2 separate regions of the Homo sapiens genome follow, and region 1 is linked to region 2. Evidence: read pairs that join two places in POLR2A ChIA-PET (ENCODE). Cell type or tissue: PC-9. All regions are shown on one strand. Each heading gives the region's core, and the rest is flanking DNA. Links, peaks and the distances in the headings are about the cores only.

What was found. ChIA-PET counts read pairs that join two places held together with the same protein. Peaks named below come from ENCODE experiments on the same cell type or tissue, not always from the same donor. Only the 100,000 strongest peaks of a DNase experiment are listed, where the experiment ranks them.
Region 1: POLR2A ChIA-PET joins it to region 2 with 10 read pairs; 2 of 35 experiments call an interaction of 5 or more read pairs at or near these places.

The regions. Positions count from the first base shown.
Region 1 is chr14:64,299,437-64,308,029 of GRCh38, reverse strand. It overlaps a transcript of ESR2 not described here. Among named protein-coding and RNA genes, the nearest start is that of ESR2, 9.4 kb to the right of the region's middle. In PC-9, for the core only: a CTCF peak has its summit at 4,359 (motif pointing right); a DNase peak (open chromatin) is centred at 4,409.
Region 2 is chr14:63,892,279-63,900,871 of GRCh38, reverse strand. The region is part of intron 1 of SYNE2 (spectrin repeat containing nuclear envelope protein 2); the gene reads right to left. Among named protein-coding and RNA genes, the nearest start is that of SYNE2, 44 kb to the right of the region's middle. RefSeq lists an enhancer at 6,927-7,451. In PC-9, for the core only: no CTCF peak of the experiment used is centred there; a DNase peak (open chromatin) is centred at 4,301; H3K27ac peaks cover 1,009 bases.

The sequences.
Region 1 (8,593 bases), core at 103-8,102, 410 kb before region 2:
AACAACAACAAAAACAACAAACAAACAAACAAAAAACGAAATTAGAAAAAGAGTAAGTTAAACACAGAATAAAATGAAGACAGGAAATAATTAAGATTGGAGCAGAAACTTATGAAATAGAAAACAAAAATAGCAGGAAATCAATAAAGCCTAAAGCTGGTTCTTTGAGAAGATCAATAAAATTAATAAATCCCTAGGCCGGGCATGGTGGCTCACGCCTGTAATCCCAGCATTTTTGGAGGCCGAGGCGGGTGGATCACGAGGTCAGAAGGTGAGACCAACCTGGCTAACACAGTGTAACCCAGTCTCTACCAAAAATACAAAAAAATTAGCCGGGCGTGGTGGTGGGCGCCTGTAGTCCCACCTACTCAGGAGGCTGAGGCAGGAGAATGGCGTGAACCCAGGAGGCGGAGATTGCAGTGAGCTGAGATCGTGCCACTGCACTCCAGCCTGGGCGACAGAATGAGACTCTGTCTCAAAAATAAACAAAACAAAACAAAACAAAAAACAGGTTAAAAGACCGGTGTGGTGGCTCATGCCTGTAATTCCAGCACTTTGGAAGGCTGAGGTGGGCGGATCACGAGGTCAGGAGTTCGAGACCACCCTGACCAACATAGTGAAACCCCATCTCTACTAAAAATACAAAAAAAATTAGCTGGGCATGGTGGCACATGCCTGTAATCCCAGGTACTCAGGAGGCTGAGGCAGGAGGATCACTTGAACCCAGGAGGCAGAGGTTGCAGTGAGCCGAGATCGTGCCACTGCACTCCAGCCTGGGTGACAGAGCAAGACTCTGTCTTAAAATAAATAAATAAATAAATAAATAAATTAAATTAAATTAATAAACCTCTAGCCAGACTGAACAGAAAAAAAGTGAAAGGAAACACAAATTGCAAATATCAGGAATGAAGGAGATAACCTACAGATTCTACAGCTATTAAAATAATAATTAGAGAATATTATGAAAAACTTTTTAACAAAAAATTCAACATATATAAAATGGACAAACCCCTTGAAAAAAACCAAATTACCAAAAATTGTACAAGAAGAGCTGACCTGAGTAGTCCTATATCTATTTTTTAAAATTGAATTTGTAGTTTAAAACCTTCCTACAAGGAAAACTCCAAGCCCAGATGGCTTCAGTGGTGAATTATACCAAATGATTAAGGAGAAATAACAGCAGTTCTCTACCACCTCTTTCAGAAAATGGAAGCCAATGGAATACTTCCCAATTCATCCTAGGATAACAGCATTACCCTGATACCAAAACCTGACAAAGACATTCTTAGAAAACTACAGATCAGTAGTCTTCAGGAACACAGGTGCAAAAATTCTCAAGGAAATTTTAGCAAATCTAACCTAACAATATGTAAAAAGGACAATGCATTAAGACCAACCGGAGTTTATTTCAGGCATATAAGTCTTCATTTCAAAGCCCAATCAATATAATTCACTACATTAACATAAAATTAAACCATATGATTACCCCAACAGATCCACCAAAAGTGTTTGACAAAATCTAACATCCGTTCCTAATAAAAACTCAGCAAACTAGGTATAGGGGCCCTTTGTTTGTCTTTTTCTGGTTTCCAAGTCCTTGAAACAAAATCCAACTATGTCCAAATGCCATGAAGGTTTGTGTTGCTGCTGATGTCAGAGATAAACATTACTTTTAAGGACAGGACGGAGTGGAGTAGCAGAAGCATTTAGATGAGAAAAAAGACAAATTAACTTGTTTAATTCTTCTTAAGAGCCAAAATGCAGGTGTTTCTTGCACAATGTAGTATTCTTTTTCTTTTTACTTTCTTTTTTTTTTTCTTTTTTTTTGAGATGGAGTTTCGCTCTTGTCACCCAGGCTGGAGTGCAATGGCGGATCTCAGCTCACTTCTGCCTCCCGGGTTCAAGTGATTCTCCTACCTCAGCCTCCCGAGTAGCTGGTATTACAGGCATGCGCCACCATGCCCAGCTAATTTTTGTATTTTTACTAGGGACGGGGTTTCACCATGTTGGTCAGGATGATCTCAATCTCTTGACCTTGTGATCCGCCTGCCTCGGCCTCCCAAAGTGCTGGGATTACAGGCGTGAGCCACCGTGCCCGGCCTATTTTTCTGTAGTCCCATTTTCTTGCTTCAGAGTTATTCAGGAGTTAGCACGGTACTACAATTGCTATGCACAGAAGCTGAGGAACATTTGGTAGTGTTAAATACCTAACATTGACTTAAATCTGTACATAGGTAGTTCTAGATATACTATGCTTCTTTACTGCATCAACCAGATGGACATTAAATGGTAGAATTATGACTAATTTGTATAAAGCATTTTATATAGTATATATATTTTATTTATTTATTTATTTATTGAGACAGAGTCTCGCTGTGTTGCCCAGGCTGGAGTGCAGTGGTGCGATCTTGGCTCACTGCAAGCTCCGCTGCCCTGGTTCACACCATTCTCCTGCCTCAGCCTCCCAAGTAGCTGAGACTACAGGTGTCCGCTACCACGCCCGCCTAATTTTTTTGTATTTTTAGTAGAGATGGGGTTTCACTGTGTTAGCCAGGATGGTCTCGATCTCCTGACCTCGTGATCCGCCCGCCTTGGCCTCCCAAAGTGCTGGGATTACAGGCGTGAGCCACTGCGCCCGGCCTAGTATAATAATTTTTAAAATTAGCTTTAAATATTTTTGAGTTAAAATCTTGATATTTTAAAATGTTGCCTATTAATTAATTTTTTTTTTTTTTTTTTGAGACGGAGTCTCGCTCTGTCGCCCAGGCTGGAGTGCAGTGGCACGATCTCGGCTCAGTGCAAGCTCTGCCTCCTGGGTTCACGCCATTCTCCTGCCTCAGCCTCCAGAGTAGCTGGGACTACAGGCGCCCGCCACCACGCCCGGCTAATTTTTTTGTATTTTTAGTAGAGACGGGGTTTCACCGTGTTAGCCAGGTTGGTCTCGATCTCCTGACCTTGTGATCCACCCACCTCAGCCTCCCAAAGAGCTGGGATTACAGGCGTGAGCCACCACGCCTGGCCGCCTATTAATTTTTATAAGCAGTTTGCTTTTAATATTTTAGAAGAAAATAGCTCTTTGAATACATTTAAAACCAGTTTTAACTTTTTAAATTTTAATACTTTATTTATTTATTTATTGTTTGTTTGTTTGTTTGACAGAATGTCTCGCTCTGTTGCCCAGGCTAGAGTGCAGTGGAACAATCACAGCTCACTGCAGCCTCAAACTCCTGGGCTCAAGCCATCCTCCCACCTCAGCCTCCCAAGTAGCTAGGACTAGAGGCATGAGTCACCACACCCAGCTAATTTTTAAAAGATTTTTTTTTTGCAGAGACATGGTCTCACTATGTTGCCCAGGCTGATCTCAAACTCCTGACTTCAAGTGATCCTCCTGCTTCAGCCTCCCAAAGCGTTGGAGGTTACAGGCATCAGCTACTATGCGCAGGTTTTAATTTACTTTTGAATAAGTATGTGAAATTAAATAATTCAAACTTAAAGCTGTTGGAACTTTATTCTGAGCCTTGAGAGGTGTGTGGCTGTGCAGCCTGAGTCACATGGCATGCAGCTGCAACTTTTGCCTTGTTTTTCCTTTAGATAATTAAGAACAAACAGCACCAAAGACCCCCACAGATCATTACCCCTCCTTATAGAGTAATAAAGTATTCTTTCTTGGAATTTAGCAATCTGTAACCAATCAAATTGCTGTGGCATATGCACTAGTCTTGTATGAAAAGAGTCTTGCTCTGTCGCCCAGGCTGCAGGGCAGTGGCAGTCATAGCTCACTGCAGCCTCGAACCTGCCGGGCTCAGGTGATCCTCCCACCTCAGCCCTCTGAGTAGCTAGGACTACAGGCATGCACCACTGTGCCCAGCTAAATGTATTTTTTGTAGAGATGGAGTTTTGCCATGTTGCTCAGCCTGTTTTTGAACTGGGCTCAAGCAATCCTCCCATCTCAGCCTTCCAAAGTGCTGGGATTACAGGCGTGAGCCACCATGCCCGGCCAAAACCAACTAATATTAACAGTATTTTGTGTGTCTCTCTAAATATATCCTATGTGAATGTATGTATGTATTCTTTCTTTTGCCTTTATAAACAAATGATAGTATATTTTTCATAACGTTCTGCACTCTGATTTTCTTCTCAATGTATCTTGGCAGTCTTTCTCAGTATATAGTGACTTTTCTCATTTTTTTATCTTTATACCTCAATATCTGGCACATAGTAAGCAAATCATAAATGCTGAGTGAATGAAATATTAAATGAATAAAAAGGAAATTTTTGTGCTGCTATTGGAAATTAGCTCTCTATATATTTCAACATGTTACACATATACAATGATCTAAAAACTTGTCTTACTCTTTCCTATCCACTAGAGGGAGACATCAACCTGTTGTGGAAAAGAATGATCACTTAAAGTCTTTAGAAATTCTGAACCAACTCTCTAGCAGGTGATCCTTGTTAGAATTTGAGCCCTTAACGCTATCCAGGACTGGAGGTTGAAGGGACGATAGAGGGAGCAGGAGGAGAATGCACATGGATTAAGGAGCGAGAACACAGGTGAACTTCAGCTTTTTTGCTAACAGTCAGACAAACTACTGACCCTGACTCAGTGATGTGCTAGTAAACCAGCTCTTTAAAAAAAAAAAAAAAGCCCTAGATTGCTGATTTGTATGTAATGTTTATGAATTTCAGTAGAGAAAAAGACAATATTCAAACTGAGCCATGCACCCAAAACAAGAGAACAGCCAAGAAGTGTTCACTTCTATCAGTGCCCTGGGTTGTTTGAAAAAAGAAGCCGACCTGAGCACCTGTGAGCTCCCTTCTGGCGAGGAGAAATCTGGAGTGTAGTTATTCCACCATGGCCAAATTCAAGCCACTCGGGGTTTAATCACCGAATTGCAAATTCCTTGAACATTTAACAGTAGGCTCTCTTGGCTGGGCGCGGTGGCTCATGCCTGTAATCCCAGCAATTTGGGAGGCCATGGCAGGAGGATTACCTGAGGTCGGGAGTTGGAGACCAGCCTGGCCAACATAGTGAAACCCCATTTCTACTAAAAATACAAAAAATTAGCTGGGCGTGGTGGCAGGTGCCTGTGGTCCCAGCTACTCGGGAGGCTGAGGCAGGAGAATCGCTTGAACCCAGGAGGCGGAGGTTGCAGTGAGCCGAGATTGTGCCACTGCACTCCAGCCTGGGCGACAACAGTGAAACTCCATCTCAAAAAAACAAAACAACAATAACAACAACAGTAGGCTCTCTTGAGCCAGCCTGAGCAGGCTCTTGCATGCTGCTGAAGCTTGTCGGGTCTTAGTTACTTTTCCTGTAAAGTGGGGATGATAAATCTGCTCATTATGTAGATTCTATTACATAGAGGACACATAAGTTCTTTGAATGCTTAAAGCAATGTTTCCTAAACTTCTTTGGTCATGAAATCACCCAGTGGCTTGTGTAAAATAAACATTCCCAGGACCTGCCCTAGAGCACCTGGGTTAGAACATTTTGGGGGAGGGGGCTGGGAATCTGTATTTTAAATAAGCAACCCAGGTGAGGCCGGGCGCGGTGCCTCACACCTGTAATCCCAGCACTTTGGGAGGCCGAGGCGGGTGGATCACGAGATCAAGAGATTGAGACCATCCTGGCTAACACGGTGAAATTCCATCTCTACTAAAAATACAAAAAAATTAGCCGGGCATGGTGGCAGGAGCCTGTAGTCCCAGCTATTTGGGAGGCCGAGGCAGGAGAATGGCATGAACCCGGGAGACAGAGCTTGCAGTGAGCCGAGATTGCGCCACTGCACTCCAGCCTGGGCGACAGAGCGAGACTGTCTCAAAAAATAAATAAATAAATAAATAAATAAATAAATAAATAAATAAAAATAAAAAATAAAAAAGTGACCCAGGTGACTCTTATGACCCTGTGAAATGGGAGAAACACTGCTGCAAATTACTCTTATAATTGGGTCAGGTGTCAGGGGTCTTTCTCTAACTTCACAATTGGGCCTGCTTGAAGAGATGTGTGCAGAGTTCCACAACACACTCCAGGCAGGCATTTAATCCGTTCACTGTCTTCTCTACCCTCAGAGCCCAAACTTCCCAAAGAGGAAAACCTGCTCCTTGCCATCTCTTAGGCCAAGGCTTCTGTACACCTGGGAAGTCCTTCAATCTGAGGATCTCTGGGTTGTTTTCAAGCTACTATTTATTGAGAATTTACAAAGTGTCAGGCACGTTACAGCAATTTGTCATTTCTATGAAATAGCTTCTTGTGCTATTCCCATTTTACAGAGAAAAATCAAAGAAGTTGGGAAAATGTCGAAGGGCACACAACTAGGAAGTGTTTGTGCTGAAAACCCACCCTAGGCCCAAGCCTTGGAACTCCAAGCCTGGGTTCCATCCCTGCACTGGGCAATTCTGATCTATGTGCGCTAGTTTCCTTGTGTTCTCTGTTCTCTCCGTAGAAATCCTGGGCTCTCTTCTCCCAGCCACAAGGTTAGGTTGAAAAACAGAGCAGATGGAGGTAGTTTGTAGCCTACAGGTGCCCTGAATGAAGCTTCCACAGTGCTAAAGTGGAAGAACGAGGGACTCCAAGGGAAGGATTCAAGGCTGGGCCCATGCACCTGTGTAATTCAGAAGAGACCCCAGAGGAGATCAGCGCCCTCTAATTAGCCCTGGTAAGGAGCTCTGGGAGTTACTGTAACTCTCTCAGAAGAACCCAAACATGCGGGAACGTGACTTCTTACCTTCTGAAAGTCCACAAAATTCCTGATTGCCACCATTAATTTGTCACTTATCATTTGCAACAGGCATTGTAGGTTGTCTTATGCATTTGTCTTCTCCCTTCAGCTAGTGTATAAAGTCTTAGGGAGACCAGCAGTTCAGAGAGAATGGGCTTTGGTGTGAAACAGATCTGGTTTGAACCCTCTGCTACTTACTAGCTGTTGGGCAAGTTCCTTAAATTCTCTGAGTCTTAATCTTCTCATCTGTAAAATGGAGACATAAGGAGTACCCACCTCATTGGATTGTTTTAAGGATAAAATTAAATAGTGCAGGCAAAGGATTTACAAGCAACTGCTGAATGAATGGTAGTTATAGCCTCCTCCTCATCATCTGTGAGCAAACACCCTCATATTTCCTTGTGTCTCAGGTAGACACTTAAGGTATTGCAAGCATTAAGGGAGCATTGTCACAAAGAGATAAATGCATGAGGGCAAGATGCAGTCTCAAAGAAGAGTGTTTTATGAAAGAATAAATGTAATGCTGAGTGTCAGAAAAAAATTTTTTTTTTTAAAGATGAGGTATCTATCACCCAGGCTGAAGTGCAGTGGTGTGATCTTAGCTCACTGAAGCCTCAACCTCCCAGGCTCAAGTGATCCTCCAGCCTCAGCCTCCCGAGTAGCTGGGACTACAGGTGCCACCACACCTGGTTAATTGTTGTATTTTTTGTAGAGATGGGTTTTCGCCATGTTGTCCAGGCTGGTCTTGAACTCCTGGGCTCGAGCGATCCTCTCATCTTGGCCTCCCAAAGTGCTGGGATTGCAGGCATGAGCCACCACACCCAGCCTGTCAGAAAAATTTTAAGGTGAAAATAACTAAAGAAGTTGTTAAGAATTTTCTCCCTTGAGTGGTATTTTAGACTGAGATGAGGGAGGGTAGAGGTAGGATGAGAAGGAAGGGATGGGGTCCGGTTGAAAGGCCTGTGAGATAGTAGCAGTGCAATATGGCAGATGTTGACAGCCTCAGTGCTAGGAACACAGAAACTGAATCTCTTGCAAGGAGGCAGGTGTGCATCTGTATGGAAGTCAGATGACCTGTGTTCCTATGAGTGCAAATCTGGAAAACACCCTCAAGTTTCCTTGTCAGCAAATTGGTGATAAAATCAACATTGTAGGGTTGGTGTGAACATGCAGCATGATGTGGCCATGCAAGTTCTTTGTTAACTAGAAGCCAGTGTCATGCCAGGACAGCAGTCCTCCTAGTAAGCTGTGGCTGGTGGCGTGGTAGAATACGTGGAGCAGGCTGAGGAAGCACTTGACTTGACTATGAGCAGAACCATTAAGAAGCTAGTTAGCTAAACTGCCTGGACAGTAGAAAAATAATATGTGAGAATGTAAAAGGAAGAGAAACAATGTGAGGGGAGAGGAGAATGCAGAGATCCTGGCCCATGGAACAGCATTGGTGATCCTTAAGTAGCTGCATGAACTACTTGGAGAAGTTCATTTTCTGTTTATAATTCCCAGCAAAGGAGAGGACTGAATAAGAGAGAAGAAAACGATTCCTTTCTCTGGTTAGGTTCATCAGATCAAACGGTGACATATGTGAAAGAAGCACGCTCTGTGCACAAAAAATCAAGTCTGTATTTTTATAAAAGCCATTTCTGGGCTGGGCGCGGTGGCTGACGCCTGTAATCCCAGCACTTTGGGAGGCGGAGGCGGGTGGATCAGGAGGCCAGGAGATCGAGACCATCCTGGCTACCACGGTGAAACCCTGTCTCTACTAAAAAAATACAAAAAAATTAGCCGGGTGTGGTGGTGGGTGCCTGTAGTCTCAGCTACTTGGGGGGCTGAGGCGGAAGATTGTGCCACTGCACTCTAGCCTGGGCGAC
Region 2 (8,593 bases), core at 144-8,143:
GCAATTGACAGTCCACTTACAAGCTCACAGCAGAAAGTTGGTGAAACACTGCAATAAATTTGTTCATCTTTTTCCCATTAACTTTTCCCCTTATTATTTATCCTGTAATCATCATTTGACTAGAAGCAACTGGTGCATATTTCCAGGTCAGGTGATTTGTAAGATCCACTCTATTCCCTCCTCCTGGGCACTTTATTCTTCTAATGACACCACACAAATGCCAGAACAACCAATCCTATGATATGGTCTGGCTGTGTCCCCACCCAAATCTCATCCTGAATTTTAACTCCCACAATTCCCACGTGTCATGGGAGGAACCTAGTGGGGGGTGATTGAATTATGGCGGTGGGTCTTTCCTGCACTGTTCTCATGATTGTGAATGAGTCTCATGAGATCTGATGGTTACTATTGGGGGAGTTTTCCTGCACAAGCTCTCTTTTTGCCTGCTGCCATCCATGTAAGTCGTGACTTGCTCCTCCTTCCCTTCCATCATGATTGTGAGGCCTCCCCAGCCATGTGGAAGTTTAAGTTCATTAAACCTCTTTTTCTTCCCAGTCTCAAGTATGTCTTTATCAGCAGCGTGAAAACAAACTAATACACCTATCTATGCATTACACTTTTGGAAAACAAAAATGTAGCAATTCTCAAATCATGATGCCACTGGGCTTGCAATCTCACAACAAAGCAGTGTCACCAACCAATACCAACTGTGGTGAGAAACCACCCACTTAACCCATGATCAGAACATCCTGAGGAAATGTAGCCACTTCCCTAAAAGAGCCTTCCGCTGGCCCTGACCTAGTCCCAGATGCTCTGAACTTCAGTATCCACTGCTGTAGAATGGGAATAATACTTCTTGTTTAAGGTGGTTGCTGGAATTCAAGGAAAACACTCATGAAACTAAAAATGACAACAATTAACATTTATTAAATACTATTAAGAAATATACTACACAGTATATAAATGGTATTTATTATAATCTGTGAAATACATTTATAGGGATTATCCTATTTCTTAATCAGCAGTAAAAATTAAAAGCTAGTCACCATACTAGAACAAAGAGTGAAAACACTCAGGCACAGTGGCTCACGCCTGTAATCCCAGCACTGTGGGAAGCCAAGGCAAGAGGATCACTTGAGACCAGGTGTTCTAGACCAGCCTAGGCAACATGGTAAAACCCCATCTTTACAAAAAATACAAAAATTAGCTAGGCATGGTGGTGTGTGCCTGTAGTCCCAGCTACTTGGGAGGCTGAGGCAGGAGGATCACCCGAGCCCAGGAGGTCAAGGCTGCAATAAGCCATGATTGCGCCACGGCACTCCAGCCTGGGTGACAGAGCAAGACCCTGTCTCAAAAAAACTAACAAACAGGGCCAGGCACAGTGACTCATGCCTGTAATCCCAGCACTTTGGGAGGCCAAGGCAGGTGGATCACCTGAGGTCAGGAGTTCAAGACCAGCCTGGCCAACAAGGTGAAACCCTGTCTCTACTAAAAATACAAAAATTAGCTGGGTGTGGTGGCAGGCGCCTATAGTCCCAGCTACTTGGGAGGTTGAGACAGAAGAATTGCTTGAACCCAGGAGGCGGAGGTTGCAGTAAGCTGAGATCGTGACACTGCACTCCACTTACACACACGGAGCAAGACACCATCTCAAAAAAAAAAAACTTAAGGATGAAAACTTCCAAAGCTAAAAAACCTGACATTCACAAATGTGAAATCAACACATAATCAGAAAATTTTCCACAAATGCTGTCTGATTCCACTTACATAAGGTACCTACAGTCATCAAACTTTATAGAGACAGACAGTAGAATGGTGCTGCCAGGGAATGGAGAGTTAACTATTTTAATTAACTTTTAATTGTTTAATGAATATATAGTTTCAGTTTCACAAAATGAAAAGAGTTCTGGAAATGGATGGTGGTGATGGTTACACAACAATGTGAATCCACCAGCAGCAATTAATACCACTTAAAAATGGTTAGGATGATAAACTTTATGTTATATGTATATTGAACAAAGTTTTAAAAGAAAACTTTTCAACCTATAATTTATATCCAGCTAAAGTACGAATCAAGTGTTAGGGTAGAAAAAAGTAATTTCCTCACACACAAAGCTCAAAAAAAATGTATGTCCTAAACACTTGTTCTTAGAAAGCTACTGGTGAGGGCCAGGTGCAGTGATTCATGCCTGTAATCTCAGCACTCTGGGAGGCCAAGGTGGGCGAATCGCTTGAGGCCAGGAGTTCGAGACCAGCCTGGGCAACTAGCAAAACCCCGTCTCTACAAAAAAAAACAAAAATTAACCAGGTGCGGTGGCATGCGCCTGTAGTCCCAGCTACTCGGGTGGCTGTGGCGGGTGGATCGCTTGAGCCAGGGAGGCAGAGACTGCAGTGGGCCAAGATGGCAACACAGCACTCCAGCCTGGGCAATGGCGAAACTCTGTCTCAAAAAAAAATAAAACTATACCAACAAAATAAGGTAAAACAAGATGAACGAAAGTATGCCAACAAAATAGAACACTAAACTAAAAGTGAGAAAAACAGGGACTGGGCATTGAATACAGAAGAAATAAAGGGACGTTCCCAGGACGATAGTGATGCAGCAGATTGAGGCAGGAAAAGGGAGGGCTCTGAGAGGGAGGTTTGGGGTGCAAGCTGTGGGGAAGATTACATGGGAAGGAGGGATGTGACTACAGGCAGGAGTGAACCCATGAAATGAGAGAGTGTACAGACTGCTGTCTCAGTGAGGCTGAAGAATGATTACGGTTTGCATACATTAGGAAATACACTAGAAGAGCTGGCGGCTGTGTTCAGAGAGATTTCAATGAGTGGCTTTGAACATAAAGCAGCTCATGATAAGACAAAGTTCCAATTTGGGATCTCAGAAACTTTTTTAAAAAATGTATTCCTCCATGCATTCCATGAAGAATTTGTGGTTTGCAAAACATGCTCGCTGTTCCTCTGGGTAGGAATGCTGAGAAATTTTGAAGTAGAGAAGAATGAACGGAGCTCTCATCATCTGACTTCATTTTTCTCAGGAAAATAAGAGCTGAGGTCATCTCCTGGGAGCAGGAGCAGGGGGAGCATGGGTGGTGTGGGGTCCTTGAGGAATAAACAATGCTTGGAACAGGCCAGTTAAGAACACAAACCAACCAACCAAAGAAGCATACAAGGATTGTGAGGGCAGCTGAAGGCCCACTGAGGCCAGAACAGCACCGGCTGCGAATGAACCCAAATGGCATGCTGGGTCCAAGGTTGGCCCAGGAGGGCTCAGCAAAGATGTTCTCACATCTGCCTGATGCTCATTTCTGCCAACTAAAAAATCCTGTAAAAGTGCATGTATACACAAGGAGACACATTCAAGAATAATCAGGGTAGAACTGTTTGTAAGGAAAAAAGTGGAAATAATCTAATACTGTCAGCAGAGAAACAGATAAACTGTCGCTGATTCATGCAGAAGTGAAGACTATTCACAGCTAAAATGAATGAACAGCCAATATCAGCATGGATAGATATCAGAACTACAAAGGTGGGGAAACGAGCCAGCACAAAGGATAGACATGCTATGAAGTCATATGTCCTTTATGTAAATTTATTTATTTATTTATTTATTTATTTAGAGATAGGGTCTCACTCTGTCGCCCAGGCTGGAGTGCAGTGGCACAAGCTCAGCTCACTGCAATCTCCACCTCCCGGGTTCAAGCAATTCTCCTGCCTCAGCCTCCCAAGTAGCTGAAATTACAGGTATGCACCACCATGCCTGGCTAAATTTTGTATTTTTTGGTAGAGACAAGGTTTCACCATGTTGGCCAGGCTGGTCTCAAACTCCTGATGACAGGTGATCTGCCTGCCTTGGCCTCCCAAAGTGCTGGAATTACAGGTGTGAGCCACTGCGCCAGGCCATTTATATACATTTTAAACACACGCATGAACACATATACAGTAAAAGAACAAAAACATGCTAAGGCAGGATACCCACCACTTCACAGAGTGGAGGGCAAAGGACTGGGAGGACAGACTTCAGCTATATAGTTTACTTAGTTAAACATCTAAGTAGGGAGTCCATTATCAATGTTTAAAATAGTCATTATTAACTCTTTAAAATTTTAACAGAATTCTATGTAAGTTAGAGAAATGAGAGGAAATGGCTGAAAGAGCACTAGACTTAGAGTCAGGAGAACTCGGCTGTAGTCCCAGCTTCTCCACTGACCACTCGGCCTTGGGCAATCATCAGCTTCTCCAAGGTCCTGTTTCTTCATCTGTTAAATGAGGGTAATGATTTTGTCCAGGCCAACATTCAGACTTTCAGATTCCTGCCAAGGAATCTAACCCAAAGTTCTCCGCCACGCATTTACAAACACTGGATTACAAGAAACAATATTCATAGAGGAATGCCTGAAACAGAGTCCACCCATTCCTGGATGTTGTCTTTGGATCCTGTCCAGCTGCCAGGGAGCCATGAACCTGAACTGCATTGTTCTACCCCTTCAGAGAACTGCTTTTATTAAAATGTATTTCAGTGTGATCCCACAAGCCTTACTATGCAGGATATGATAGGAAAAAGTCAAGAGAAACCTACCATTGTACTCTTTCTACAGGAGTTCGGGAGTACACAGCCCATAAACCAGTGTTCCTTTTATGAGAACATGCTATGGAAAATTCTCTCAGGTCTCAGTACCAAGAAAAACTGTGATCCTAGGCATCTATTCTTTTAATTTAATGAACATGTTATTTTTATAAACAAGGTTTCCCTCCCTTTTTTGGCTGCTACAGCCGATCTCTAGCAACTACAAATGACTTTATAGAAAATAAGTTGCTTTACCACTGTCTACATCCACCTATCCCTATTTTTCCTTCATTCCAATGTCCTCATCTATTTTTTCTTCTATAGAATTTTATGTTTCTCTATAAAGTGCTTCAAACTTTTCCCTGGAATAAGAGAGGATATAAATAAATTAAGTCACAGACTTTCTGTAAGGACAAGATGATTATCTCATTTAGTATGTAGCATGTTGAAATTACAAAATTGTAATGAAATTTTGTAATGAAATTACAAAAATGTAAATTTTTTCTAGGTTTTTTTTTTTTTTTTTTTTGGAGATTTGGAGACAGGGTCTCACTCTGTCACCCAGGCTGGAGTACAGTGCACAATTTCAACTCACTGCCACCTTTGCCTCCTGGACTCAAGCCATCCTCCCACCTCAGCCTCTTGAGTACCTGGGACAATAGGCACACACCACCTGCCCAGCTAATTTCTGAATTTTTTTTTTTTTTTTTTTTTGATAGAGACAGGATCTTGCCATGTTGCCCAGGCTGGTCTCAAACTCCCAGGCTTAAGTGACCCATGCACTTTGGCCTCCAAAGTGCTAGGATTACAGGTGTGAACCACCCTTCCTGGGCCACAAATGTAAATTGTTATTCATTGGTGAGAAAGAAAAAATTGGTAGTAGAAAATGGAAATTTGGCCAGGTGCAGTGGCTCACGCCTGTAATCCCAGCACTTTGGGAGGCCAAGGCAGGCAGATCACAAGGTCAGGAGTTCAAGACCAGCCTGGCCAATATGGTGAAACCCTGTCTCTACTAAAAATAAAAAAAAAAAAATTAGCCAGGGGTGGTGGCGGGCGCCTGTAGTCCCAGCTACTCTGGAGGCTGAGGCAGGAGAATCACTTGAACCCAGGAGGCGGAGGTTGCAGTGAGCCAAGATCATGCCACTGCACACCACCTAGGCAACAGAGAGAGACTTCATCTCAAAAAAAAAAAAAAGAAAAGAAAATGGAAATTTATGTGCTTTCAATAAATGAGATTATCTTAATATTTCTCAATGCCATATCACTTGAAGACAGCTAGATCCCAGCTGTAAGCTCTAGGAAGAGGCCTAATTTGTAGACAACATGCTAAAGCATCCCTACGGAAAACACAGGAATGACTTTGTGACCTACTATCATTTCTGCCAGATTTATGTCCCATCACTCTTGAACTAAACGTGTATCACCAATAGCCGGAGTCCCATAGAAAGCCTGAATCAACAGAGTCTTGCCTACAAGCAACAGATTAACAATGTTTCTAGGGTAGTATGGAACAGAGTAATGGAGAGAGAGAACGTAGTGAGGGCCATAATGAATTATTATTCATAATAAAAATATATTCCTAAGGACACTTTACATCAAAGAATATATTTGTAATGATTATACTCCTGGTGAATATACTTATTCTGCCTTCCCTCCATTCCCTCATTCTGCCCCTCAATCTCCTCTCTGGGAGAACAGCAGTCCAGGCTCTGCAGTGTATTTTTATCTACCTCTGCCCCAGCACACTCCCGTTCCAGCAATGCAAACACATGTTATTTTATAATGGCCGGATGCAGTGGCTCACACCTGCAATCCCAGCACTTTGGAGGCCACGGCAGGAGGATCCCCTGAGGCCAGGAGTTCAAGACCAGCCTGGGCAACATAGCAAAATGCCATTTCTAGAAAAAAAAATTGTTTTTAATTAGCAGGGCATGGTGGAGCATGCCTATAGTCCTAGCTGCTCAAGACGCTGAGGCAGGAGGACAGTTTGAGCCCAGGAGCTTAATTAGGGCTGCAGTGAGCTATGATCCTATGATCACATCCACTGCATTCCAGCCTGGGCACAGGAACAATGCCCTGTCTCAAAAAAAAAAAAAAAATCCATAAAATGCCAGCACATTAAAAAGAAAAAGTCCATCTTAAACATCACATGCATCTTCAAAAAGCTGTTAAAACCATCTTATCTTATACAAACTGTTTAAACTTTTAAAATAGAACTGAAAAGAAACAAATAATTAGGTCAGTCTGTCATTGGGTAACTTGGCTCGAGGTGAACTGGCCTTTTTCCCCAAAGAAGTAACTGAGTAACTAACAGATCACTCATCTCTGCTCCCTACTCCAGGAATAATCTCAGCCCTGCATCCCAGCCAAGCTGGCTGGAGCCTTGACTCCCATCGCCTAGCTCGTTAGACCCTTCCAGGCATTTTAAGCTGGAGTATACTACGGACATCCTTGCATCACTTAGAGGCTGTACATCCTGAATGTTTAGCTTGGCCAGCTAACAAGGAGAAACACACTCCTTAGACTCTCCACACTGAGCCTACCCTGGCCCTGTGAAACAGATTCTTCAGATTCCAGATTCTAGTCCTGTGAGAAGGGCTGTTTTGCTTGCTGTTTTATCTTTATTATGTAGCATAGTGTATGCCATATAGTTGCTACATAATAGATGTTTGAGAAAAGATTTTTAAAAAGAATAAATTAATAACTTGAGCAATGTTGTTGAAGAAAGTTTCTCTTTTTTTGAGACAGGGACTTGCTCTATTGCCCAGGCTGGAGTACAGTGGCACGATCTTACCTTACTGCAGCCTCAACCTCCCAGGCTCAAGTGATCCACCTCAGCCTCCTGAGTAGATGGGACTACAGGCGTGTGCCACCACGCCCAGCTAATTTCTTAATTTTTTTTGTAGTGACAAAAAAATAGGTCTCACAATGTTGCCCAGGCTGGTCTCGAGCTCCCGGACTCAAGTGATCCGACTGCTTTGGCCTCCCAAACGGCTACGATTAAAAGTGCGAGCCACCGCACCTGGCCAAGGACACCATTTCTATAACCTTCAGCTTCTCCGTGTAGGAAGCCCTTCTATTAAATTTTTTTCTTTTTCTTTTTTTTTAAAGAATTTAGTGCTAGAAAATACTTCATTTCCTTTGAGAAATGAAGAATGGGTGTCTGTTGTTGTTTTCTTTTCTAAAAATAAGAATCATATAATTAATGTTCCTTTTTCACTTTGGCTGCCCCAAAACACAGGGCTAACTTTGAGGTCTAACTCTAGTAACTGTGTAGACCCTCACTGTATTTGTTTTTCTCTGGCCTTTGTATTATGTTTTGTTTTTACTCTTGACTGACATATAATATCTGATCTTATATGTATTTGTTGTGATCATCTTAAATCCTTTGTGAATAAAAGAGAATGAATAAATTTAAAAACTAAATAAATAAAACAGCCAGGCATGGTAGCCCTAGCCTATAGGCCAGCTACTTGGGAGGCTGAGGCAGGAGGACTGCTTAAGCCCCAGAGTTCAAGGCCAGCCTGTGCAACATAGTGAGACCCCTGTCTCTACAACAAAAAAAAAAAAAAAAAGAAAGTACACCAAGGATTTATTTTTTACACACACACAAATAAAAACAGAAATAATACTAAAAATAATTTTTAACCTCGGGTCTTCATGAGTCACAGAATACAAAAAAGAAGTTGCAATTCCTTCCTTGGATATCTTCACTTGAATTGCTTCTCTTTCTTCCATTTTTGACATTTTTTTTTTCTCCCCAAATGACCGGAATTCTTAGCCATGGAAAACTGAATTGACTTCAAATATCTTCCTGGATGTATTTTAAGGTAAAAATGCCAATTTCTGCTTGTAATGTTTTTTTTTCCTTGGGTTTTCAAGAAGAACATGAAACTACTCTGGAAAAAACTGCTCTGAGGGAAAAAAAAAGGTTGGGGGGAATGGAGGAACTGTGAAATTTACAAAGTTGAACTAGTCCTTCTGAGCTGTGGTCAAAATGGTTTCAAGTACAGCTGGCAAAATTCT